Linked DNA regions of Homo sapiens: region 2 is linked to region 1. The links are chromatin loops, found by intact Hi-C in ENCODE. Cell type or tissue: sigmoid colon. All regions are shown on one strand. Each heading gives the region's core, and the rest is flanking DNA. Links, peaks and the distances in the headings are about the cores only. Region 1 has its middle 96 kb from the start of TANK-AS1. Region 2 overlaps LINC02478 (long intergenic non-protein coding RNA 2478).

The links. A loop is a pair of places that touch in the nucleus more often than their neighbours do. Peaks named below come from ENCODE experiments on the same cell type or tissue, not always from the same donor. Only the 100,000 strongest peaks of a DNase experiment are listed, where the experiment ranks them.
Region 2: a loop joins it to region 1, with 5 times the contacts of the local background. A loop is called at or near these places in 14 of 110 quality-filtered maps.

The regions. Positions count from the first base shown.
Region 1 is chr2:161,057,653-161,070,327 of GRCh38, forward strand. No RefSeq gene overlaps it. Among named protein-coding and RNA genes, the nearest start is that of TANK-AS1, 96 kb to the right of the region's middle. RefSeq lists an enhancer at 2,495-2,664. In sigmoid colon, for the core only: CTCF peaks have their summits at 6,216 and 6,417; a DNase peak (open chromatin) is centred at 6,179; H3K4me3 peaks cover 439 bases; H3K27ac peaks cover 437 bases.
Region 2 is chr2:160,247,473-160,260,147 of GRCh38, forward strand. LINC02478 (long intergenic non-protein coding RNA 2478) reads right to left here. Exons shown (of 2, transcript NR_103775.1): 2 at 10,247-10,574. Among named protein-coding and RNA genes, the nearest start is that of LINC02478, 18 kb to the right of the region's middle. In sigmoid colon, for the core only: a CTCF peak has its summit at 4,987; no DNase peak of the experiment used is centred there.

The DNA.
Region 1 (12,675 bases), core at 2,942-10,941:
CACTGAAACAGCCAATATCACAGTCTGTGCAACAATATGAAATTCAGATGGTCTAGAGTATTGCTAAAACACAAAGGGAGAGGGGAGAAAGGTTATCCATGAATAATACATTTCCTTTTGTGGAAGCAGGAGGAGAAGAAACAAATGGATCATTAATGGGCTTAACACAATTAGGCTTCACAGTGGGGCGGGGGCCAGCAGAAGCTCTTGCCAGCAATGCCACCAGCAGAGGAGGCTGCTGTGAAGTAGAGGAGGAGGGCAAGAGTTGGTGGTAACATTATTTTGGAGTTGCTGCTTTTTCTTCCCAGTATCCAAAGCCTCTTCTTGAATTGAAGATTAGTTGTGTTATCTCTATTTTTGTGGGGTTTTTTTTTTTTTTTTGAGATGGAGTTTCACTCTTGTTGCCCAGGCTGGAGTGCAATGGTGCGATCTCGGCTCACCACAACCTCCGCATCCTGGGTTCAAGCGATTCTCCTGTCTCTGCCTCCCGAGTAGCTGGAATTACAGGCATGCACCACCACTCCCAGCTGATTTTGTATTTTTAATAGAAACAAGGTTTCTCCATGTTGGTTAGGCTGGTCTCAAACTCCTAACCTCAGGTAATTCACCTGCCTCAGCCTCCCAAAGTGCTGGGATTACAGGCGTGAACCACTGTGCCCAGCTTGTTATCTCTGTTTCTAGAGCAAAATAGCCCAGTGGTAAAAAGAGCATTTCCTTGAGAATATATGAAAAGGTATTATCACATTTGAAAAGCGTAATTAATATGATAATGTGGAGAAATTAAGGATAAAGCAACCTAAAAAAAACAGGAAGTAATTAAGTGAAGAATACAACATTATTGAACATTGCCAAGAAAACAGACATACAAAAGTTGCAAGTTGTAGCTTGCTTTATGCAATAATGCACTTTGCTGTAAAGTAGCATACCTTGATCTTTTCAAAATCAGACATTTGAAACTTACTAATAGATTTCACTATTTAGAGGCATTCTGTGTGTATATATGAAAAAAAGGTCCTTTATGGTATAAATAATCTATCTAATCATGATCCCGTTGCAGGAATTTCTCTTTCTGTTCCATGGAGTAGTTGCAGACTTTGCAGTCCAGCAGACCTAGGTTCAAGCCAAGCTCTGCTTCATATTGATTATGTGACTTTGGGGGAGTTACTTTACCTTGATGAGCCTCAATTTCCATAACAGTAAAATGGCAACAATATATACAGAATGTCATAGAATTCTAGGCCTATAGAAAATACTTAAGAGTGCCTAGATCATAGTAAAGGCTTAAAAAATGTTACTGACTCCTTCAGGAAGGGGTCAGGGTGTGCATTCTCCTAAGAGGAATCAGATTCCACAGACGTTCAACATGCCAAGGGCAGACTTGACTCTGGTTTAGACACAGAAACCAAGAACACTTAGCTCTAGGAATCCTTCTCCCAGGGAACAACACTTATCTTGGTGGCTCTTTTAGGTATTAAGGATAAATCAGAGAACACTTGGGTGACCAGGAATAAAGAAGCAGCTACTACATCAGTCTCCAGATAAAACCCTAACTCCAAGGAATTTTCCATGAGGCTATTATGACCTGGGCTCCAGCTGGCACTGAACTGTGACCCACCCTGACTCCATCTACCATCCCAACCTCCAGCGCCAGGCTACTGCCACAGGCCTTGCATCCTCACCTGGTCAGCTAAGCTTATTGTTCCCATCTAGAACAAGGAATGCTGCCTAGTCCATCAGATGTGAGGGTTTGATTTTCAAATATCATCTTTCTTAACATTGAACAACATGTGTTTGTACTATAGCAAAAGAAATATGAGTGTGTTCTGGAAAAGCAAACTGCTAGCCTCATCTGAGGCAGGCAATGGGGACAGACATAGTCAGTGTTGGCAATGAGTGGCACAGGGGTTTGGCATAGGTCAGAGAAGGTTGGACACAGCGTGGAACAAGAAGTTGCCTTGTAGTCAAGCCAAGTTAGAATGGCCTGACACCAGAGCAGACAGAGGCCAGGGATCAGGCACTGGTTCATCAAGGAGGGAGAGCTCCAGGCAGAGACAGTCCTGTTTGTGTTCTAGATTTTTATTAGTGAAATTGACCTAGAAGCTTGTAACTTCTAGACTTCTAACTTCAGAGCTTTATAATTCCAGCATTACCTCAGACTCCTCTTGGAGGAGAATCTCTAGATTCTAGAGAAACCATAGTCTTTGTATGCCAGCTGTAGAACTCATGAAATTGGAAAGCATCCTTATGCCCCTATGAATATCTGGTTCCATTTAGTAGGAAGAACAATTGTCTAGCCTGACTGATGCCCCCAGAGAAACACTGTATCTTCATGAAATCATAACCTCATTATCCTTAGAAAATTTAAGAGAATTCAAATTTTCCCCTTCTATTCTTTTCCCCTTTCTCCTCTTCTAAGGCAGGAAGTTAGCATCAGGCTAAAATCCTAAAATATTTAGAGAATAGGCTATTAGAAGGGTGCTGCAAACTGGATTATTGATGCAAACACATGGTCAGGATAAATACGGGGAATGTTTGAAAAAGATACAGGTCTTGAACATACAAGACCTCTGTAACTCAGCCCTCAACACGTATCTGTGGCCATGACACACATGCCTCAATGGCATGTTCAGATTTTAGGATCTGGCCTTGACAAATAAGCACAATGTCAGTGGTGTGGATGCAGGGGAGAAATTCTACTGTCCACTCTCTTGATCCTTGAGGATAAAACGTAGTGTTCTCATGAGTTTCACTAAGGACAGCTCTATTGTAGTAAAGTAAATCATGTCACTTTCAGGCCTTGGAATTCACTTAGAGACAAAAATATATATTTACAATCATCTAGGAACTGTATCCCATTTCTACTCAGTGCTTCAGTACTCTTCATAAGCATCCACAGAAGTCCCTATCTCCTGCACAAAACCAATGAACAACAATTACACTAAACATTCTAAGCCTCCTCTCACTCTCCACTTTTATCTAGAAAACTAACAAGAATTTAAGTCCTATGTTGACCCAACAATGAGTTATACGATGGGGCAGAACACACTCGTATCTCCTTTTCTTGAAATCCTTGTGGAAAATGCATATAATGTCACAGATGGCTTAACAACCTCATAAACAAGACCTGAGAATTTCTAAAACTCTTTAGTTCCTTGTAAGAAAGCCCACATTCCTGTGAAATACAAATAGCTACACAGACATGCCCTGAACCAAAACTTTATTTCCATTTCAAGGAAACTGACACAAAATATCACTCTGAAATGTAGACCTAAGAAAAATTGCAACCCAGATGTTCCATTTTCCTCTCAGCTGTGAATGCCTGAAGCAGGTCTTGCTAATCCTGAGTGCAGGTGAGAGCCGAATTATAATAATGGAAAACACCTGTTGACTCAAACCTCCTCTACTCTAATTTTGACACACTGGCCCCAGGTGGGCCTTTATCACAAAGCACTGGCTCTTCTTCTTTGCTAATAGAAGAGCATCATGAACAGATATGGTCAGAGTAATCTCCAAGAAAGGATTACAATTAAAGCCTCTGGACTATTCCAAGGGTGTCTGTAATAGTTAATATTGAGTGTCAACTTGATTGGATTGAAGGATGCAAAGTATTGTTCCTCATTGTGTCTGTGAGGGTATTGCAAAGGAGATTAACATTGGAGTCAGTGGACTAGAAGGAGACCCACCTTCATTCTGGGAGGGCATCATCTAATCAGCTGCCAGAGCAGCCAGAATAAAGCAGACCAGAGAACATGGAAGGACCAGATTTGCTGTGTCTTCCGGCCTTCATCTTTCTCCCATGCTGGATGCTTCCTGCCCTCAGTCATCAGACTCCAAGTTCTTCAGCTTTTGGACTCTTGGACTTGGACCAGTGTTTGCCAGGGGCTCTTGGACCTTTGGCCACAGACTGAAGGCTGCACTGTCAGCTTCCCTACTTTTAAGGTTTTGGGATTTGGATTGATCAACCACTGGCTTCCTTGCTCCTCAACTTGCAGATGGCCTATTGTGTGACTTCACCTTGTGATCGTGTGAGTCAATTCTCCTTAATAAACTCCCTCTCATATATACATCTATCTTATTAGTTCTGTCCCTCTAGAGAACCCTCACTAATACAATGTCTCTCTGATATTCCACCATCTCTGTTCCCTGATAAATTCTCCTTTCCACTTCTTGCAAAGCTTATCTCTGGCTTATTGATGCAAGCCGATGGTCAGGATAAATACGGGGAATGTTTGAAAAAGACACAGATCTTGAACATACAAGACCTCTGTAACTCAGCCCTCAACACGTATCTGTTTTTCTCTTATTTTATCTAGGAATTAAAGTGAAACTTGTGGGGAAGAGGAAGCTACGGCTCATATTTCAAGGACTTGCAGCTGGAAGAAGACATCCACTGTTTTCCACCCTTTTCCCCAGCAGAAACCATCTCTATCCACCTCCCAGACCCTATTTATTGTATTTATTATCTGTGATGCACTTCACACACTATATGTAGTAGAGTTCCCTAAGATTCCCTTTAATTCATTGTTTCAATAACACATTTATTGAGCACTTATTATGACAAATCAATATATTAAAATGTTTCTCTTCACATGTGGTTTTGTGGAACACACACAAAATATGAAAGACCTGTTATCTGAATATTCTCATCTCTGGGCCATAAGAACTCAAACAGCCAAAAGAGCAATCAACGATTCCTTGTTCACTACTCACTTGCAAAATCTGTTTTAGAAATGAAACAGGATAATCTATCCAGCTGATAATCTAAAGTGAGTTATGTACCTTTTAGCAAAGTCTGGCCCAATGTCCCCCTTCTTATATTTCTTGGCTTTGGTTGGTTTTGTTTGTTTCTTGTGGGTTTTTTTTTTTTTTTTTTTTTTTGCCATTTTCTTTTCTCCTTTAAAATAACAGACATGGTAATTCATTTGTGATGCACTGAGAATCTTAATCTGGCACCAGCATTACTGGTAAGTTGCTTCCTTTCAGCATGAGATAGGACAGCTTACACTTGCTACAATGTATAAGACAGCCATTTTCATGCTTATACACAATAACAAGCTAAAGCTCACATTTTTTAACGTAACATCTGTGTTGCTTTCTCAGAAAAACAAGTAAAAACATGATGGTTTATTTTGGATGTGGAGGAGAAAGAATTCCAACAAACCACCATAGCAAAACACCCCAGTTAGCTTAAATGTTTTGGAGGATTTGGGGTGGGGAGAGGGGAGTACAGAAGAGAAATAATTACCTGTTTATTATCTCAGAGTCAAATTATAACAATTCACTAACTGAATCCAAGAATCACTGAATTCTAATTGACCTAGGATGCTGGGCAATGAAAAAAGGCTGGGACTGCTAAATTCAATGTTATGAGAGTATATCGTAATTTGTCATATTGTCCTTTTTCTTCCTTAATTTTCTAATAAGAACCCCTCTAGTTGAGCAATTTCTTTAGGGCCACTTAATGTTCTCATATAGGGGGCTTGGCTGTTGCAGAGTTTCTTGGTCAATGGGAGACTGATTGTACAAGCCAGCCCCAGAAGTCTGGACCTCCCTTGCTCTGCACTCATTTACCATGTGGTGTTACACAAGCGAAAGAGCAGCCAAGTCTCTCATTTAGAGCTAACTTTCATAGCCAAACAAAAGACAAATCTCCTATTAATCAAGAGCTGCACAGTCTTTGAGTTGAAGATGGTAACAGCTGTGCCAATACAAAGGAAAATATTTTCTGCATTATCTGCTTAATGTAAAGGCTGTGTAACATCTGTGCACAGGGCCGATTGCTAGAGTGCACTGCATTTTTAGCAAGGCAGCCAGAACTTCCAACAGGAATATGCCATTCAACCGGCAAATGCAGCAGAGCTCTTACATCATCTCGAATTTTCCCAAGAAGCTGACATTTTCAAATATGTAAGAGGCGCACCTTCAGCCCTTTCTACTTGTCACTTTTGATGTTTTGATTCTGGCTGCAAAAATCACAATTGCTATGATCTCCCTTCACTTTGGCTTGCCTGTTCTCAGCATTACTAGCTTTAAGGCTGCCAGACAGAAAGCTGTTGACTTTCCCTCTGAGACAGACAATGGCTTAACATGTAATCACTGGCCCCTCTTCTTCCCAACTCGATGTTTATTGCTAGCCTGTTGGCACACCCCCCAGACTGACTGTACCGGTTCTTAGTCTGAAAAGCATTCATCAGTCTTCACATTTCCAAGAGAAATGCCCCCTCTTGTGGTGTTTGCTGAATACTGCAGTCCTCGCTTCCAGCAAGAGAGCTGTGACACCCCACTTCCCACATAGACATGTGAGGAGACTAGGAACTCCAGTCCACCCAGTATTGAAAATTTTTAGCTTTTTGCTGTGACAGCTGAATCCTCTCTAACTGCATCAGGCTTTCAGATATAGATTGAACCGTATGAAAGTGCCAACAGTCAACCATTTTTGACCAATAAAGCAGCAATTTCATATAGTTCAATGTAAGCTAGGGAGGGAACTTCTTAGCTGAGCCCTGTGAATGGCAGCCAAGAGTGGAAATCTTTTCTACTCTAGTAACTACATTGAGGCACAATAAGGTAGAAAGGCAGTTCAGTATATTATCTCTATAATAAATAAACGTTTTTCAAGCCCTATATGCTAGACACTTTGCCAAGTTATGAACATAACCTTGTTAAGTTTCTTGTTCAATTGGCAGTTGATCATAAGGGCAAACTTAGAAATTTGGACGTTCTAGATTTGTCATTTGTTTATTAGGGACCATTGGTAAAATAAATGGCAAAATTATTTCTACCCCAGCACAAGCAGCTAGTTCTCTGAACAGTTTACTGGTCTCAATGCAAATAAATGTAAAATGGGGTGCTGTAGTTCCATCTGTAGATGTAATTATTTTGTAAGTATCCTATTTGTTTTTAATATGAGACAATAAATAGTGTGATTATGTCAAGTAATCTTTTTCAGCAATGTCAATTCATCATGCTAGCAAATTCTAAAAATAAAATTTTAATTATGTAATATTTAATATCACTGATGTCAAATGGGAACATCTGTAACCTCATATCAGAGACTCTTTATAATAAATAAATAGTTCCTAGAAATCAATAAGAAAAATCAACAACTCAGTATTGCAAAGAATGTTATTAGATGATTCACACATTTTTTAAAAAATGGTTTTAAACACAGGAAAGATGGTTGACTTCACCCAAAATTAGAGCTATGAAAACTAAACTGACATCAAAATATTATATTTACCTTTCAGCCTGGCAAAATTTAAAACTTTGTTCACACCCTCTTGGCAAAGTTATGAAGAAACAGGCACTCATAACATTTCTACTCTAAGTATAAATTGACACACTTCCTAGAAAGTACAATTTAACAAATTAACCACATCACAAATACATATACTACCAATGCAGAGCATTTCCAAGATAAATTATTTGGAGAAAAAAATAAAGGTATGGAACCATATGCATAATATGGTACTTTTTAGTTACAGCGGAGAGAGGATAACATTTTTTTTTTTTTTTGACAGAGTCTCATTCTGTCGCCCAGGCTGGAGTGCAGTTGTGCAATCTCGGCTCACTGCAACATCCACCTCCTAGGTTCAAGCGATTCTTGTGCCTCAGCCTCCCTAAAAGCTAGGATTATACGCACGCACCACCACACTCAGCTAATTTTCGTATTTTTTAGTAGAGACGGGGTTTCACCAAGTTGGCCAGGCTGCTCTCGAACTCCTGACCTCAGGTGATCTGCCTGCCTCGGCCTCCCAAAGTGCTGGGATTACAGGCATGAGCCACCAAACCCAGCCTAATATATCTATTACTATCTATTATCTAATAGTAATATACCTATTATCTAAAAATAACATAATATGCTTTATAAACATAAAGAAACTTTAGAAAAATGCCCATGAAAGTAATAACATTGGTCCATGGAAATAGACTAGGCAGATTGTGGAAAGAAAACATATTACTGCATTCTTATGTGGGGCTGGAGAAGGGGGGAAATACATGGAAATAGCACATATACATTAAATGTAATAGAATCATTTATGTCAGTAGGTTAAAAAAAAATCCCTCTTCTATCTTCAACAGATTTAATGATTGTGTGTTGATGCGTAGGAAAAGTGTAAGTAAAACTGTTTAAGGGCTTCCTTAACATTATTCCTTCATGATGAAATCTTGTCTGGCCCCAAACAAGCTAAGGGTGTCCCTTCTCAGCTCACTAGCAGTAACAGAATTCAAGACCTAGTGGAGTACCTGACCCCAAGATAAGAGCTCTGCTTGGTGCCCAACTTTTCTTCAAGACCTCAGGCCACTTTTAGCTCAACAGCAGATGTCCGACAGCCAGCAAATGAGCCAGTGTTGCTTGTTTCCATGTGAAATAAATTTAACTAATACTTAATAATTTAAAAGACAAGCAGTTCTCAGTCCTTCTGAGCCCTTTTCTTTCTGCTACTGTCAATATTCACGCATTAATTCATAACTCTGAGCACCTACTATACATTGCTTGCTGCTCTAGAAGCACCAGGTGGACCGCTCAAGAGTGCCCCCAAAACACCGCAGCTTAAATGACATATTCCAGGGTCAAGACTTAGCGGTGGGACTATTTCACTCCTTGTTGTTGACCTCCAGGAAGTTGAAATTTAGTGATTCACAGCTTAAGGGGGAGAGCATAAATAAGCCCACGCACAAACCCAGAAAGAAATCGAGTTAAAGGAGAGGACAAGATTGTTGAGCTTGGCAAAGTGATAAGTGGTGCATGAGCCTTTTGCCCCTAAAAACAGTGGATTTATTTTTAAGTACACACATGCATATACATCACTGACTAGACGTGTGACTGGGGCAGTCATTTCACTCTCCAACATTCCACATCTGTTCCCTAAAAAGTGAAAGAGCTTGAGTTAGATCAATGCTTCCCAACCTTTTTCCGTGATCACACCCCTACAGAGCCTTTTTAGACTCTTTTCCCATGTCACCCTCCATCATAAAATATCAATGCCACAGTTAAACTGTACAACTGAATATGCACTGTATGTATGTCTGCACTTTATACATAAAGAGTATTTTTTTACCTCCCAAGAGAATGCATGAATTATATCCACAAGAAGGATCTCCAAGATTCCTTCTTACTTTAAAACCAGGAGGATGGTGCAGTGTTGTGGAGAATAACTGTATGTACTTTGGTAACAGATGGATTTAAGTTCAAATCCTAACTCCACCTCTTGCTTATCACATGACCTTGAATATGCTATTTAACTTCTCTGATACTAAGTATCTTCATGTGTAAAACTGGTGGAATGATACCTTTCACAGAGGGTTGTCATAAACATCAACTGAGGCAAAGTGGGTAAAGCCTGGCAACTGAACCTGGCACACTAAGCAATCAGTAATTGGTAACTTTTCACTTGGTTTATTTAAAATAAATCTGTACCTTACATCTGTATATCTAAAAAGTTAAGCACTGATCACAATATATGCAATAACTATAATCAATAAGTCAACAACCTATAATGTACTTTCATTTGTGCCTGTAATGTAGCCCCAAATGTCAGCTTCTATCATGACTTCAAAATTCTATTCAACTTTCAAGACCGAAATTAAATGTCACCTGCTTCAATGAATCTTTCCTCAGTTTCATTAAATGTAGATCTCCCCATCCTTTCAGCTCCCATGGTATACTCTGTTTACATCACTAGGGAGTCAAACATATTCCACTTTATAATTTATATTGATCTTAAGTGCCTTAAAGATAGGAAATCTGTTTTACTCCTCTTTGCTGCACACATGCACACACATACATACACACACACACAAACTCAACATAATAGATTTTCAGAAAATGTTTGCTAGACCAATGAATTAGTGCTGCAAAGTTGGATCCCAAAGATCAAATGTCACATTAGTACATTAACAACAAAAGGAAAAAGATAGTCTTAAATTAACATCTGTGTTAACATAATGACCTGTAAGAGAAATTAAAATATAGGTAGAAGTTTTTTAATTTTAAATCCTGAACATGAATCCCTAGTAAAAGCTCATCTTCCCATATTGTAGAGGTTGATGTAAAATCCTTCTGATAATAGTCAATTTATGAGACATATAAAATTTTTAAGAGGCTATTCCAGGGAAGGTAAGGATGCCCCTAATACATATCAAACTTGAGTTCTATGAAAAGTGTACAGCGTGTCTGTGTATCAGCCAGAAGAGTATTCTGGATCTCTGCTCTATCACTGTTACCGCTGGTCATGTTTTGTCATGCTCTTGTCTCAGCTGGGGAAATTCTGTGATAAGAGAAACACATACGTCAAATGTAACAGCAGAAAGCAAAGAGAAGCCGGAGGGAGTAACTATGTGAAGCATTTGTTTTTTAGACTCTATGATGTTTTAAGCATATACCTAATGCTTTTTACACATGCTGAATAACCAGGCTAATTAAAAAGCCCATACAGCTCTTGTTAAAATCTGTTCAAATTTTTTGGAGCACCTGTTATAACAGAATGCCCACAGACTTGATAGTTTAGAGCCAAGACACCTGCTACCTTATGTCTCACAGTATGTTCAGTTTTATACTGTTAGCAAAAAAATAAACACTTTTTGACATTTAGCAATCTTATACAAGAGATATGAAATTATCAGGAAGGAATGATAGTTTAACCCCTCCTGTGCTGCTCTGGGAAACCACACCCTTTCTTCTCTAGAAGGAAATGGATGTCTAATTTTGTCCCATGAAGTTACTATGGCTTCTCTAATCATCTGTAATTATGCAAGGTTTTCTAAAGAGTACAAGTATCTTCTTGGAAGCTTAAAGCAGGGGATTTTCTAGTCTAAAGAAGTTCTCAGTGAGCTAACTTAGATACATGCATTTAAGTGATGGCCAATTTACAAATTAGCTTTTCAGTGAGCCCTTTAACAAAGCACATCACTGTTTTGACTTTGTCAACTGTTTATGAAACCCCCAGACAGGTTTGATGTGATTAATCCTGGTGATGTTTTTAACAGAACTTTACTCGAAAATGCATTCACTTTTGAAGAACTATTATTATAATGTTCTATAGTTAGGAGTTTTCAGAGTCCAGATATATAAGTAGGAACATTTGAATATCTCTTTTAGATTCAATTATATGGTTAATAAACAAGTCTTTTAAGAATGACAATAAAATGGTTTTCAAGATATGTACTTTCTAAACAGCTGCCATTTTACCCGTAGTATTTCAGTCCCTTGAGGTCTGAAATGATGACTCATTTGACTGTGTTAGCCCAAAGTTGTACAATTAAGGGAACAAATATTTCACAAATACTTCACCTTGGTTAAAAAAAAAGTCTTTAATTTTATTGTCACAGTATAAAATTTAATTTATGCTAATGACATTTCTATAACAAAATCTGCCTTTGATCTAGCCATTCCAAATCTAGGATTATGTCTACTGTAAAGTCACATATATATAGAAATAAATGTAAGAATATAATTTTCAGGATTGTCTACATAGAAAAAGATTTGAAACAACATAAATATCTATTGATAGGGACCTGGGTAAATAAATTATAATAGATTAAAATAATAGAATATATGTTGTTGTTAGGTGAATAAAGCAGCTTTGTATATAGTGACATGAAACAATCTCCAAGACATACTGTTAAATGAAAAACATAAAGTATAAGAGCAAACAAATAACCAAACCAAACACACACACACACTTGAAAATTATAGCGGCCAGGCACAGTGGCTCATGTATGTAATCCCAGCACTTTGGGAGGTCGAGGTGGGTGGATCACTTGAGGTCAGGAGTTCAAGACCATCTTGGCCAACATGGCGAAACCCCGTCTCTACTAAAAATACAAAAATTAGCCAGGCATGGTTGGGTGCACCTGTAGTCCCAGCTACTCCAGGGGCTGAGGCAGGAGAACTTCTTGAACCCGGGAGGCGGAAGTTGCAGTGAACAAAGATTGCGCCACTGCACTCTAGCCTAGGTGACAGAGTGAGACTCTGTCTCAAAAACAACAACAACAGCAAAAAAAAAAAAAAAAAAAACAAAAAAACAAAAAACAAAAAAACAGAAAAGAAAAGAAAATTATAGCAACATTGACTATCTTTGGAAGGAAACACAATAAATTGATAACAGTGGTTATATCTGAAGGGGAAATTTGAGGATTAGGGGACAGGGATAGGAAAAAATACCTGTTTTTCACTGAAAAACTATTTTGTAACTTTAGCCATTTGTATTATGTATACATATTACCTACCCAAAATATTTTAAGATGTGAATTATAATAATGCATTAAATTTGGGAGGAAAGAAAAAAATGCGATGTATTATGGGCGTAATATAACATAATATTCTAAAAGTACTTCAAAATTTCCAGACTGTTACTTGGTTAACTCTAAATCAGTATTTAACAATATAAATCACAATTTAATGTCTAATTATCATGATGAAAACAGCTTTTAAATGTTGAATGTGTATATCTGTATTCAAATACAAGCTGTTTTGACTTTTAACCAACATACCAGAACTGGGAGTGATTTTATTGCATAATTAGAAAACAAACTGCAATATATTTTAAGATGTTTTTAAAGATAATGGGAAGCATTTTTAAATGTTCAAGAGAAATGATGTTTTAATTCCTGTACATTTATAAGAATGGAAATTCTATTTGTGTTGGGCACCAGAGAATGTATAGTTCAGTA
Region 2 (12,675 bases), core at 1,826-9,825, 810 kb before region 1:
TGATTTACAACTGCAATCTTGCTAAAAGGAATGGAAAAGAGCCAGGATGAGTTTCTGCTAGACAGAATTACTGGCATGAAATACTAACATGGCTACAACTTGGCATATGAATGACTGACTGCACCAATGCCCCACCCCCCCTTTTTTTATTTCACTGAAATAGGTTATTTGTTGGAAAATTGAGGGAATCTTGTTCCTCAACCCCAGCCCCTAAAGAGTGAAGGAAAAAGGCTGCTGACTGTGCTACTTAGGGCATGCTTGAACATGGCTCCCAAAAGCCAGCCTTGAACCAGGAAGCCTTTTCTTGTTCAGTTTCCATGTCAGTGGTTTGTCTTTGATGAGCGTCTGTGACTGCTGTGTGCAGAGCCCTTCTGTTTTCTGCCTTTATAGAAGGAATAAAGACGACTAGGCAGGAGGCAAGCAGTAAGCTCCAGCTGTCCCTGGTTAAGACGCAATGATTAGCTGTAAATCGTCCATTTGGCTTAGGCAAAATATGGTCTAAATGAAAAAGGGAATGCCTTTCCCTTGTATTTATTCTCTTCCAGAACCTTGACTCAAGCTGTCAATTAGTCAATCAAATATTTATTGGCACTCCCCACTCCTGATTTTACACAAAGTGCAGGATGCCACAAGAAGTAAAACATTACAAGGTATTCAAGACTTAGCTTGGAAAATAGGGCAAGTATTCGTTCGTCAAGAGTGGAAAACTCCGATGACTATGGGGACCAGGTGGGCAACATGAATGAATGAATGAATCTGTTTCATAATAGCATTTTAAGGTGTATTATTTTCACACATTTTTCTTGTATATTTAATACACAGGAATATTCTTTTCTCTACAAAATCAGAGCCTTGTTGGTCTATCTGTAGTTTTCACATTCTGGTGAGAAAAAAATGTCCTCCTCAATTTTTCTATACGATAGGGTTAGTGCCAAGACAAATGGCAATCAAAACCTGGTTTCAGTGTTAAGAGACAATTGAAAGAGGACAAGAAAGTGATGGGGACTGTATCCAGTTAGAGAGCTTATGGGTTACTGGAAGGGAGCAGCTGCTTGTTAAGTGCCATTTGCTTTGTTGCTGAGTGAGCATGGGGGCCTAGAAATGTATCTTCAAATTCTTCTAAAACACTCTATTTCCCCAAGCTTGCCATGGGGTATGTTGCCATTTCTCTCCCTTAGACATCTTTAGGTTTGTCTTATCCTTCCATTTCTCTGAAGTGGATGGGAGGCTCCTCAGTGAAGGCTGGGGTGTTTTGTTTATTTGTTTTTATTTGTTGTTTTGCTCAAAGGGCTAGTTTGAGCTTGTTGCACACAGCTGCTAGGCAGAGCTTACTCCACGTCATCATCAGGCTCACCAGGGCAGAGAGGGTACCCACCCTATGGTCTGGTCAAATTCATGCAGAGTAATGCACCAACGCATGTGTATCAATTTCTTACTAAAGAAAGCAGAGGAATCCTCCAAATGACACCCAGGCCTCATATAGATAACCTTGAAATGGCCTCTGTGGTAGATTGCAACATGACCACACAGGCCTTTCTTTCTTTTATTCTTGCCTCTTTGCTACCCCTCCCATGAAGAAATCAATTTCTCACGTTTGACTTTTATACATTGGTCTCGTATATTGTGATCTTAATAAGCTCAGTTATTAGTTCTAATATGTTATGTTATAGATTCACTAGGATTTTTGATGTAGACAGTCATGTCATCTACAAATACAGACATTCTTACTTTAAAAAAATATTTTTCTCCACTCCATTTTGGGTGTGACTATGTGGCTTGTTTTGACCATTGGGATATTAGTAAACATAGTACAAGTAGAGACTTGAACAGCGCTTGCACACTGAGGCTGGCTGACTCCTGCTGCTCCAGATCCATGGGATCACCATGTAAATGAGCTCAAACTAAGGCCACTTAACGGAGAAATGGGGCCCACACTCTAGCAGACAGCCTGTTACCCCCCAGATGTGTGAGTCAGGCTTTTCTTAGACCAACCATCTGGCCCAAAGGAGACCTACAGAAGAACTGCCCAGCTAAGCTCAGCCCAAATTGCCAGCCCACAGAGTTGTGAACTAATAACCTGCTGTGCTGGTCAGTCCAATGGAAGGCTAGATTCTGTTCACTGCTATATCAATTTGTTCCATACTCAGGTAATGAAGATGACATGGATACATAAGAAAAGTGCTTGTGAAATCACAGAAACTCTGTGCAAGAGTACTATACCAGTTCCCTCCTCCTATATCTCCACGTCAGCCTTCTCATTGTTTGGATGTCTGTGATTTAAAAAAAAGAAAAGGAGAGGGGAGTATAGGCAGTGAAAATTACAAATCAGGAAAAGCAAAAGTAGGAACTGTGCTGGTTATTGATCTTGAAGTCAAATTTACCAGGTTAAGCCTACATCCAAGTTGGGAATTGCATAGGTGAGTGGAGAGTACATAGATTAAATAAAGAAGAGATAGCCTAGAGGCATAGTATATGTATGAGCCATGAATGGTGTCTTTCTCAATTTTAACAGCCTCTTTGCTTCCTAAATCTTCAAAAATTGGACTGTTCACATGGGGCAGTAAGCCAGCCCCAGCACATCCTTGCTCTTGCCTCTTTTTCTCCGATCTAATTCCCTGGTCCCCAAGAGTTTTCTAGTTCATTTTTTGGCAGAAACATCAATTTTCCTCAAGTGCAGATATTGTGCCTTAGACTACAATCCAACTTGGAACCTGGTAAGTCAAGTTCTACTTAGTGAAAGACATAAGTAAAGGCAGGAATTGGATTCAAATATATTTTCTTGAATGCAGCTAGCTGATTTGCTTATGAGGTTTAAATTTTTTTAACTTAATATAACAATATTTACTTACAGATTTAATTTAGATATGGCTCTTGATATTGGGAACACAAAAATCAACATTAAGTCCCTTCAATAAGAACTCCACAGCCTAATAGGAGGGTTCAAAGTGTGTGTGTGTGTGTGTGTGTGTGTGTGTGTGTAGAGAGAGAGAGATATACAAAAACTAAGAGTGTGTAACTGCCCAGGGAGCACCATAGATGAAGGAACTAACCATACATATGCACATAAGTTGAGTGAGGAGTCAGGGAAAACGCCATCAGAAAGTGATGCTCAACTGGATTCTTGAAGAAAAGGAGAAGATTCCACTAGGCAGATCTGGAGACATGAAAAAGCACTATGGGTTTGGGGAACAATAAATACTTAGTTTGGCCAAAGCATAGGGTATATTGATGTGAGGAGGGAAAGATGGTATGGAGGGAATAATGAGAGATGAGGCTGGAAAAGTGGGCAGGAGTTTCTGGATCTCAAATAATCTTGAATAGCAGTCTAGGTGCTGTAGGTGTTAGATTGTGTTCTCCAAAGTTCTTGTGTTGGAAAGTTGATCACCATTGTAACAGCACTAAGAGGTGGGACCTTTTAGAAGGGATCAGGCCATGAGGGCTCTACCCTCGTGAATGGATTAACACCATTATCATGGGAGGGGTTCATTGTAAAAGGATAAGTTGAGCTCTCTTTTTCCTCTGTCTCACCCTGTCTTGTTCTTCCACCTTCTATCATGGGATGATGGAGCAAGAAGGCCCTCACAAGATGCTGGCCCCTGATCTTGCATTTCCCAGCCTCCAGAACTGTAAGCTGACAAATTTCTGTTCATTACAAATAACTCAGTCTGTGGTATTCTGTTATAGAAGCACAGAACAGACTAAGACGGTAGGGAATTCAAAATTTATCCTGTATATGATAGGGAACCAGTGAAAAATTTTAAACAGAAGAGAAATGCATTCTGATTTGTCATTTTGAAAGATAACCAATGGTAGAACGTTGGTGAATTGGAGGGAGGGGGATCGCCTGGAAAGTTAGTGTAGCAGTCTAGGCAAATGTGGATGAACTATAATGCCAGTGGACATGAAAGAGGAAAGGATCAATGGCAGATCCAGGTGAAGGAGGAGGACAAATAAACCTGAGGTTTCCTGCTCAGGCACTTGGTTGAAGTAACCTGATGTAGCAGAGCTGTATGTATGGGTGAGCTTTGTGTTATTAAACAAAATAATCATTTTAATATTACAATTTGACATATCTATCAACCTCCTATGGGGCTCCCCAAAGAGGTAGGATATTTCAAAGGAGAGAAGCAGTCAGGGCATAGAGTAGATAATGGTTCAGAATGGCTAAGTACAAAGCTGAATGCCAGTAGTGTGAAGGACAGTCAAGGGCCTTCTTTTGGGAACTCCAACCTAAAATAGCAGTCTGGGCTGGCCTGCCTGGATTGGCAGGCCCATGCACTGTGGCCAGGTTGGGGTGCCATGCCTGTGAGCAGGCTGGCTGGATCCCCAGATGACCTTGGCCTGTAGTTAGCTCTTATAACTACATCTTGGGTGTGGCTGATTTCCAAAGTAGCAGCAATGGCAGCTGACAGCTTTGGAAGTGTTTATTTTCTGTAAAGAAAAAATGCCCATAAGAAATACACCTCCCAAGTGGTTGTTCCTCCTGGTTTGATTAAGAGCTTCTGTGGCTGAGAATATGCCTATGGTTTTTGTAAAGCCATTAAAAAATTAATCGCTTTTTTCTTAAGTCAAAATGCCTTGAATCTCTTAGGTAATTTAGAAGAATCAGTGTAAGTTCTAACCCTGGGAAATATGTCAAAGAAATGCCTGCTTGCACGCTTTAGTTCATGAGAGTATCTTTTCCCCTTCTGCATATCACAATAAAAGTAAATTCCAATACAAGGATTCAAAGGCAGAGAAGGAACCTAACCCTAACAATCAGATTAGAAATAAATGCCCTCTTTGAGGATCTGAAGTTGGAATACAAGATTCCACTAAGTTTGAGGCTCTCTGATTAAAAATTCTTGCTGTCACCTACAGCTCACAAGGCCAAAACATCTGGTGCTAAATTTGCTTTAGTGTATGGTAAATGGGGAAAACATTGAGAGATTGCAGAAATAGGATTTTGTTTGTAAATTGAACTTTAGCTATTGTACTTCATCCAGGGAACACTAGAGGGAGTATGTCAGATAGAGGAAAAAGATTACAATGGGAATAAATGGGGAATGAAGAAAGGAGAACTCTAAAGAGGAAGGCGTTTTTGCATATCACTAAGGCACAAAATTTTCCTCAGGCAGATACCAATATTTGTATTATGACCAAGTGACTTTATATTCAAAACCCTGTATTAAAAAACTTTATGATCTTCTGAGCCTGTTCAGAATCTAAAATAGGAGAGGAAAACTATTACTCTCTGACCAGAATCTGTATTCTGTCCATTTCAGGCATTTTATGAGCCAATACAATACAGCTCTACCTGTGATTTTTTAATTTTAGAGGGTACATTATTTGGATGAATAATCTTTCACAGATATTGGATTTTTTTTTTCTTTACAGTACTAGTGGTCATACTTCCAAAAGTTCTCATGGTGAATAGTAATGATACCAGGCATTTTCAGACACTTGTAAGAATAAAATATGCTCTTCATAGATAACCTGAATTGGAAGCCCTTTTCTCTCCATTTTCTCCATAATTCTCAGGTATTAGTTCTACACTAAAACACCATTTTACAATCCAGAGATACTGAAGTTAACTGGCCCAATGTCATGCATATGTCAAAGCAAATACGAACTGATATTTATTTCCCTGTTTTAAATTTCCAGTTCCTCATTTCCTTTGTGCCTCTTGAAGATGCCAAAAAAGTTAGTGAAGACTAGAGTCTCATCACTGATTTTTTTAAAAAAAACTTTAACAATTAATTAGTACAATCAGAAACAAATATCTTAAAATCTTAACAAGAGACTGTTCAACTGGTTATTAAAATATTTTACTGAATAAACTAAGGCTTTTATGAAATACTGTCTTTAAACCATAGCAGATTTTTAAAATGCAGCTGTTAAAAGCATATGTGAATCCAAATATAAGAAAAATCACAATAAAGCATGCTAAGTTAATAAGGATCTGCTCTTTTACAAACCTTGGGGTAGGCTCACCTGGACATTAATGTCAAGAGAGTAGAAATGACATTACAAACTCCCTAAGGCAGCGTCTGTTGGAAACGATCGGTGATACTGACAAGAAACACTCAGCTCTGAAATTTGGGTTTGCATTTGTTAGCCATGCATTATCCTACTTACCTCTCAGGGTAGAACCTTTAATTTCAGAAAGTGCTGGCATGCATTACTGCACCCGTTATCAAAAGTCTTTGGCAGAAACGCCATTTATCCTTGTTGTGGTAATGAACAGATTTAAAACATTCTGGTGTCACCATCCCTGAAAAAGCACATTCATTTGAATATTTCTTCCACCAGCATAATGAAATATTTCATGAAGGCACATGGGTGTAGAATACTATGGAGAGATATTGCTGGTGAATGACAGAACGTCTGGTTGATTTACATGAAACCCCAAGTGCTCATATGAGAATAGGTTAGGTTTAGATTGACGAGCAAATGTGTAACCAGACTTCTGGCTGACAAATGGCAGAACTATGCCAGTATATTAGCTTCTCTGGAGAGAGACCAAAAGTGAAACGGGAGGATCAAGTTCACTCCATAAAGGACATTCAAACCTAGTGGATGGCAGTGTGGCTGGGATATTAAGCACTTATAGATATTAATACCCCAAAATAGTATTGAGTTTACAGTTGAGCTGGCCAACTGTAAGCCAATGGTCAAACTCTTATAAAGCATTGCCATATGCTGTGCGTGTATATTGACATTCCTTCAGGAGTATCCTGGTGTTTTCAAGATAAGTCTATTTTATTGGCAGCTTTGGTCACTAACTCTAAAAATGGATTGTTTGGGTAAACTAGAAACTGAAAATAACAACTGAAGAGATTAGTGTAAAACATGGTGCCAAGCATTTAATGGTCCAGATTGAATTAGATTTATTTTGGCGCAGCACAGCCGTGAACAGAAACATCCACACAGGCTTTGTAGAGAAGGATGAAGAATTTGGACCCTTACTCTCTTTTCCAGACTAAGACTGAAAGTTCAGGACTTCGGATATGCATTCAAGGAAGTAATATGATAGTAATAATAAATACTTCTCAAGTTCCCATGGTGAGCCAGGCCCCCTGCTTGGCACTTAGTGTACATTATTTCATTTGATTCTTACCACCACACTGCGGGTGGGATTCACAATGTTTGCTTTATAAATGACCCTGAGGTTCATAGACGTTGGTTGACTTATCCAAGGCCATACAAGTAAGTGATCAAGTCAGGATTTAAACTCCAGTCTGACTCGAAAGCCCTTTCCATCATGTTACAATCCTTTCCAAATGTCTGATGAACAGTACTGGTTAAGGTTTGCAGCTTGCAGGCCCTTTGGTATTTGCAGAGCATTGAGGCAAGAACAACAGAGAGAGCCAAGAGTCTTGGGTTTGAATCCTGGCTCTACCATTTATTCACTGTGTGATCTTGGAAAAATATCTAAACTTTCTGGGCTCTATCCTCATCTATAAAAATGTGGGTATGTGTTGTGTGGTGGGTAATAGAAGATTTATAAGCTACCTTTCATTTCTAACTTTTGATGATTTTGTGAGCTTTCAAGGGGCTTTTAATTTCCTGTAATTGAGGTGCATGTTTGGTCTTTTGCTCTTTAAGTAACTCAGCTGTGAGGAGACACTTCCATTTGAAATTCAAGAACTGACTTAATTTCTGCTATAGAGACACTATTTCTCCCCTCTGTAAAATTCATTTCTCTAAGTGGGTTGTCTCAACACAAACTATCTTTTATTTTCTTGGTGGACAGCTCCACTGTGTACTGAAAGTGGTGCTCTGCTCATAAGTGCACCATAACGAGGGTTGTAGGACATGCTAGGAATACAAAATGGTACATCATAATATTACCACAAAGGAATATCACTAGAGTTGGCTTTCATATGAAGGCAATAAATATTACTTCTTGTGGGTTAGAAGACGAAATATGCAGGGAGCTGCCTATTTTGGATGTTTCGGTTTATTTCTGTAAATTAATGAAATTTTATTTATCACATGTCCCTCCTTATTTATAATTCTGTACAGTATGCTGACACCTCTGCAAATGGCTGTCTATGCTTACAGCATACCACCCATTTCTAGTTTGGCCTGCACCCATTCCTCCTGTTGATGGAAATGTATACATTGGATCTCATGAACATTCATCACCCACTGCTCTGCATTCTTGAAGATCAAATGACATGGGCCATGCTGTATGTGGGGAGCAATGTTTCAGAATTCCTTTGATGTTGCTCCTTGTGACAATGGCTAAATCCAAGCTTTTGCTATCTGACCAAATGCCAAATGTGTTAGCCTGAATCTCTATGATCCTATAGATAGCTGGATGGAAAAATAAGATACAACCACTGCAAAAACCTATTTTCCAGGGCTAATTAAGGTAAAGTTTTGATTAATTGAAAAGCTAGCTGAGCAGGGTGTTCTTGCTAATTAGGAGCTAATGTATAACACTTAAAAAATTCATTTAATATATACTTTGTGCCATCTATGTACACAGTATTAAGTATTCAAAGAGGGGAAATGTTCCTATATTCTTTGTATCCAAAGCACTTTCTGATTTTCTTCTACCAATTACTTCTGAAAAATTTGTTCTACTTGTTTTCCTTTTCAAGGCTTTTTTGTTGTTGTTTCTGTTACCAAGATGTGATCATGCAGAATATGTATTTTGAATCAATTTTTATTCATTTAACATTACAAGAATTTAACCCAAGTATTGTGTTAAGTGTATATGACAGTGTGCTTAAACATTCCCTTATTTGCTTAAAATTTGGATTGTTTCCACTTGTTTTCCATGATAAAAATGCTATGAAGAAAAGCTTTACATATAGAGGTAAAGACAAATTTTCATATGTGGAATTATTGGATCAAAGAGGACACTTTTAAATGGTCAATATTATCAATATATTAATTGCAGTTGCTTTCCAAAGGAGTAGTACCATTTTATACTCCTTCTCTCATTGTGTGATAATAAGTTTCTCCTTACTATCTTCATCAGCATTGGATTTTCGTTTGGACATTTTTTGCTTATGCAACAGGCAAAGTTCTTTTGAAAAAAAAATGTAACACCCACTATCTATTGAATTCACCCAATAATCTTATGAAGTCAACAGTTTACAGATGAATAGATACTGAGATGATTAATTGATTTGCTCAAGTTCATATAACTATTATCAGAGCTGGACCTTGATCTTGCTTCTTCTGAATCCGGCCCTGTTGTGTGTTTCCACTCTACCACAGCTGTCCACTACATAACAGGAAGGGCAGAGGCTAATGAGCCCTTCAAGATAAGCTTGAAGAAGCTCAGTGGTTGGTGTGTATCAAGGTGGAATAGATGAGCAGGACTGGAGAGTAAAATGTCCAAATGGCTTTGTTTCTTAAAAACCAAACATTTCCTCAAAAAGAGTGAATAATTTTGATTAATTTATACATGCTGTTTCACTCATCCACATGTACATTAAAAAGGTTTAAAAAGAAAAAAAAGTATGTTATTTAATGGTGGCTTGGTGTTGGAATATTTTAACTAAATTCAGATATATATGAGTAACTCCAGTTGGAAGTTGTTCATGCATATCTGAAAGCAGAATGTGGCCTTTTGACTTTAGCCTATTAAACAAAAGAAAATTCATAGTTAAAATTCCACTCTCAGCTCCCCAGCCAAGATGGGAATGGCCCCAGCCATAAAACATGATGGACAAGGCTGCCACCAGGCCCAATAATCTGTTGGCATTATAGAGTAGGGTAGGCAAACCACAGTAAATCAAGGCCTCGCCTTCATTTTTCAAAAAGCCGAATGGATTAAAAGTGTGTGCGTCATTCTTTACCGTGAGAAGGCAGACAGGTTTTGCAACAAGCTAGAGGATGGTGTGTGGAGTAAATAACAAATGCCTCTTGGTCGGAGGCTGTTTGATCGCTTCAGGTGTCCATGTGGAGGGTCATCTTGAGAAAGGGACTTGGGACTATGTGCTTTCTTATTCTTTGCAGGGATGAAAAAGAGGAAAACCCAGTTTGGAGGCCATAGTCTGTAAAATGGCAGGATCTGCCAGCTTTGGCACCACAGAGTGTGGCTTTGGGCAGAGCAGTTTGTGCTTCCATTTATCTGGAGTTTCCTGGTGTGTAGAAGCCCCACCCCTGAGCACAGCAGGAGGTTGAATAATGAGGATTGGCAAAACTCAGGGATGTGCTCACCTCCCTAGATTATGAAATCCCATTGTCTAATCAGACCATCCCATAATGGACATTAAAAACAAACAAACAAACAAACAAAAAAAACAACAAACCAAGAGTATTTATTTTTCAAAGAGATGATTGTGACCGTGGATGGCAGAAATAATGTCTTGTTAAAATGACTCAATTCCTTTTAGGTAATTGCAAGGGCGGCTGGTTTCTTCAAGCATTCAGATGAGCTCCTCTAGAAGCTTTTCACAGGGCAACGAAACTGCTTTGGTGCCTCCTTCAGGGCTAAGACCATGATTTGGATTCACCCTGCCTTAAAGGAGAAAAGTTGGAAGCAGCAGGAGGCATCTGTAGAGAAGTGGTGAAGTGAACATCTCTCTAGGTCCCTTGTTTTGTAACCAGATTTTAATCAGTGAAGAATTCTGAAAAAATAACAGAAAGCAGTTTGGAAGCAGCTTTCATTACAAAACTGTATAGTCATGTCTCCAAGCCACCAAAGTATTTTATAGCCATTTGCCCGAAATGTCAGAGTAAATAAGCATATCGTCCAGAGCGCTGCCTGGAACCAGAGTCTCGTTTTGTTGGAGGCATTAGGGGAAAGGCAAGGGAGCTCAGCTCCAGGGGTATTGCGCCCTAGTCTAGTCTAAATGGCTCTTCTCTCTGACGTGACTGGAGTGTTTTCTGTCACCTCTAAACATTGCCTGCAGTGATAACATTCATTCCCCAGGCTCAGGCCCCCTGTAACAGTCAGGAATGTGCGGAAGAAGCCAGAGTGGGACAAGATGGCTGCCCTGCCCAGCCCGCTGCTGGCCGGATGTGGAGCTGGGAGGAGCTGACTCTCATTTTGCCCCCTGTTGTCTTTGGAAGGCTTTCGTTTGGGTTTTGAGTGGGTGGTCCCTTAGGTCTCCTACTACATTCCAAATATTTCCAAAACGTTCTGAGAAATGGTGGTGCAACTAAATGAACATACTCTCCTGACTAATGTGGGAAGCTGATTGGGGCTGGCAGTTCCTCCTTCACATCCCCCACTTTGGTTGACACATAGAGTGTGTCAATCTGAAGTTCTAAGATTCTGGGTACAGGTTTTTTTTTTTTTAATTTTACAGCCCCTTATGGTTTAATGCTCAGTGGTTTCCAGGCTTTTTGGATGGCTCACTGGATTCAGTAAAAGGTTTTTAAGCAGATACTCCCAATACTTGTTATTTGTAAATTATATATATGTTATATGTACTATTGAACTAACATATTATAGTAATTAAAAACAGGGAAAATGTTAAAGAATGAAGCAAAGAGTTCGGGGTGGTGGCTCACGCCTGTAATCCCAGCATTTTGGGAGGTCGAGGTGGGTGGATCACTTGAGGTCAGGAGTTGGAGACCAGCCTGTCCAACATGGCGAAACCCCATCTCTACTAAAAATACAAAAATTAGCTGGGTGTGGTGGTGCAGGCCTGTAATCCCAGCTACTTGGGAGGCTGAGGCAGGAGAATTGCTTGAACCTGGGAGGCGGAGGTTGCAGTGAGCCGAGATCACACCACTGCACTCCAGCCTGGGTGGCACAGCAAGACTCTGTCTCAAAAAACAAAAAACGAAAAAGAATGAAGAAAAGATGAAATAATATTATTTTATTGATGGTACAAAACCCCCTTTTGCTTTTTGCTTTCCTATTAAGGTTCTATACGCATTTTATATTTATATGTAACTGAACTGAATATGCTTCATTTGAAAAGTTTGATATAACACTTTGTGATACAATTCAAAAGTCTGCTTCTAAGATCAGTCTATTTTGATACCTGGCTTTAGTGATTCTCATGGCTAAAACAATACTACAGCGATAATGCAAGAAGGGCATAATTGGCTGTAACTGCTAAGTTAGACTCACTTTTTTACCCACATCCACCAGCTATGCAAAGGTTCTGTTGAAAGTTTACCAATACATTTTCATCTGCCTTGGGTCAATCAACAGTTCTTATATTCTAATCAAAGTGCTTCCCATTGACCAAACCCAGAGAAAGTCAGAAGGCAAAGAAGTCTGATTGATGCACCATTTTTACATAGATAAGTAGAGACAGAGATAGACAGATAAAGATATATTCAGTGTTCTCTGAAATTGTACATTTGAAAGATTTTTAAATAATTTAGAAAAACCCCACTTCTCAGTTTTTTTACACTTTATTTTTATTGAGGTAAAATACACATTTAAAATTTACCATCTTTACTATTTTTAAGTGTACAGTTCAGTGGTAATAAACACATTTATATTCTTGTTTTCCCTTTCATCTCTCCCTCTTCCCTATCTTTCCTGGTCTCTGGCGATCATCCACTTTTTTAGCTCCCACATTAGTGAGAACATGTGATATTTGTCTGTCTGTGCTTGGCTTATTTCACTTAACATAATGGCCTCCAGTTCCATCCATGTTGCTGCAAATGACAGGATTTTATTCTTTTTTATGGCTGAATAATATTCCATTGTATATATATACCACATTTTCTTTATCCATTCATCCATTGATGGACTCTTAGGTT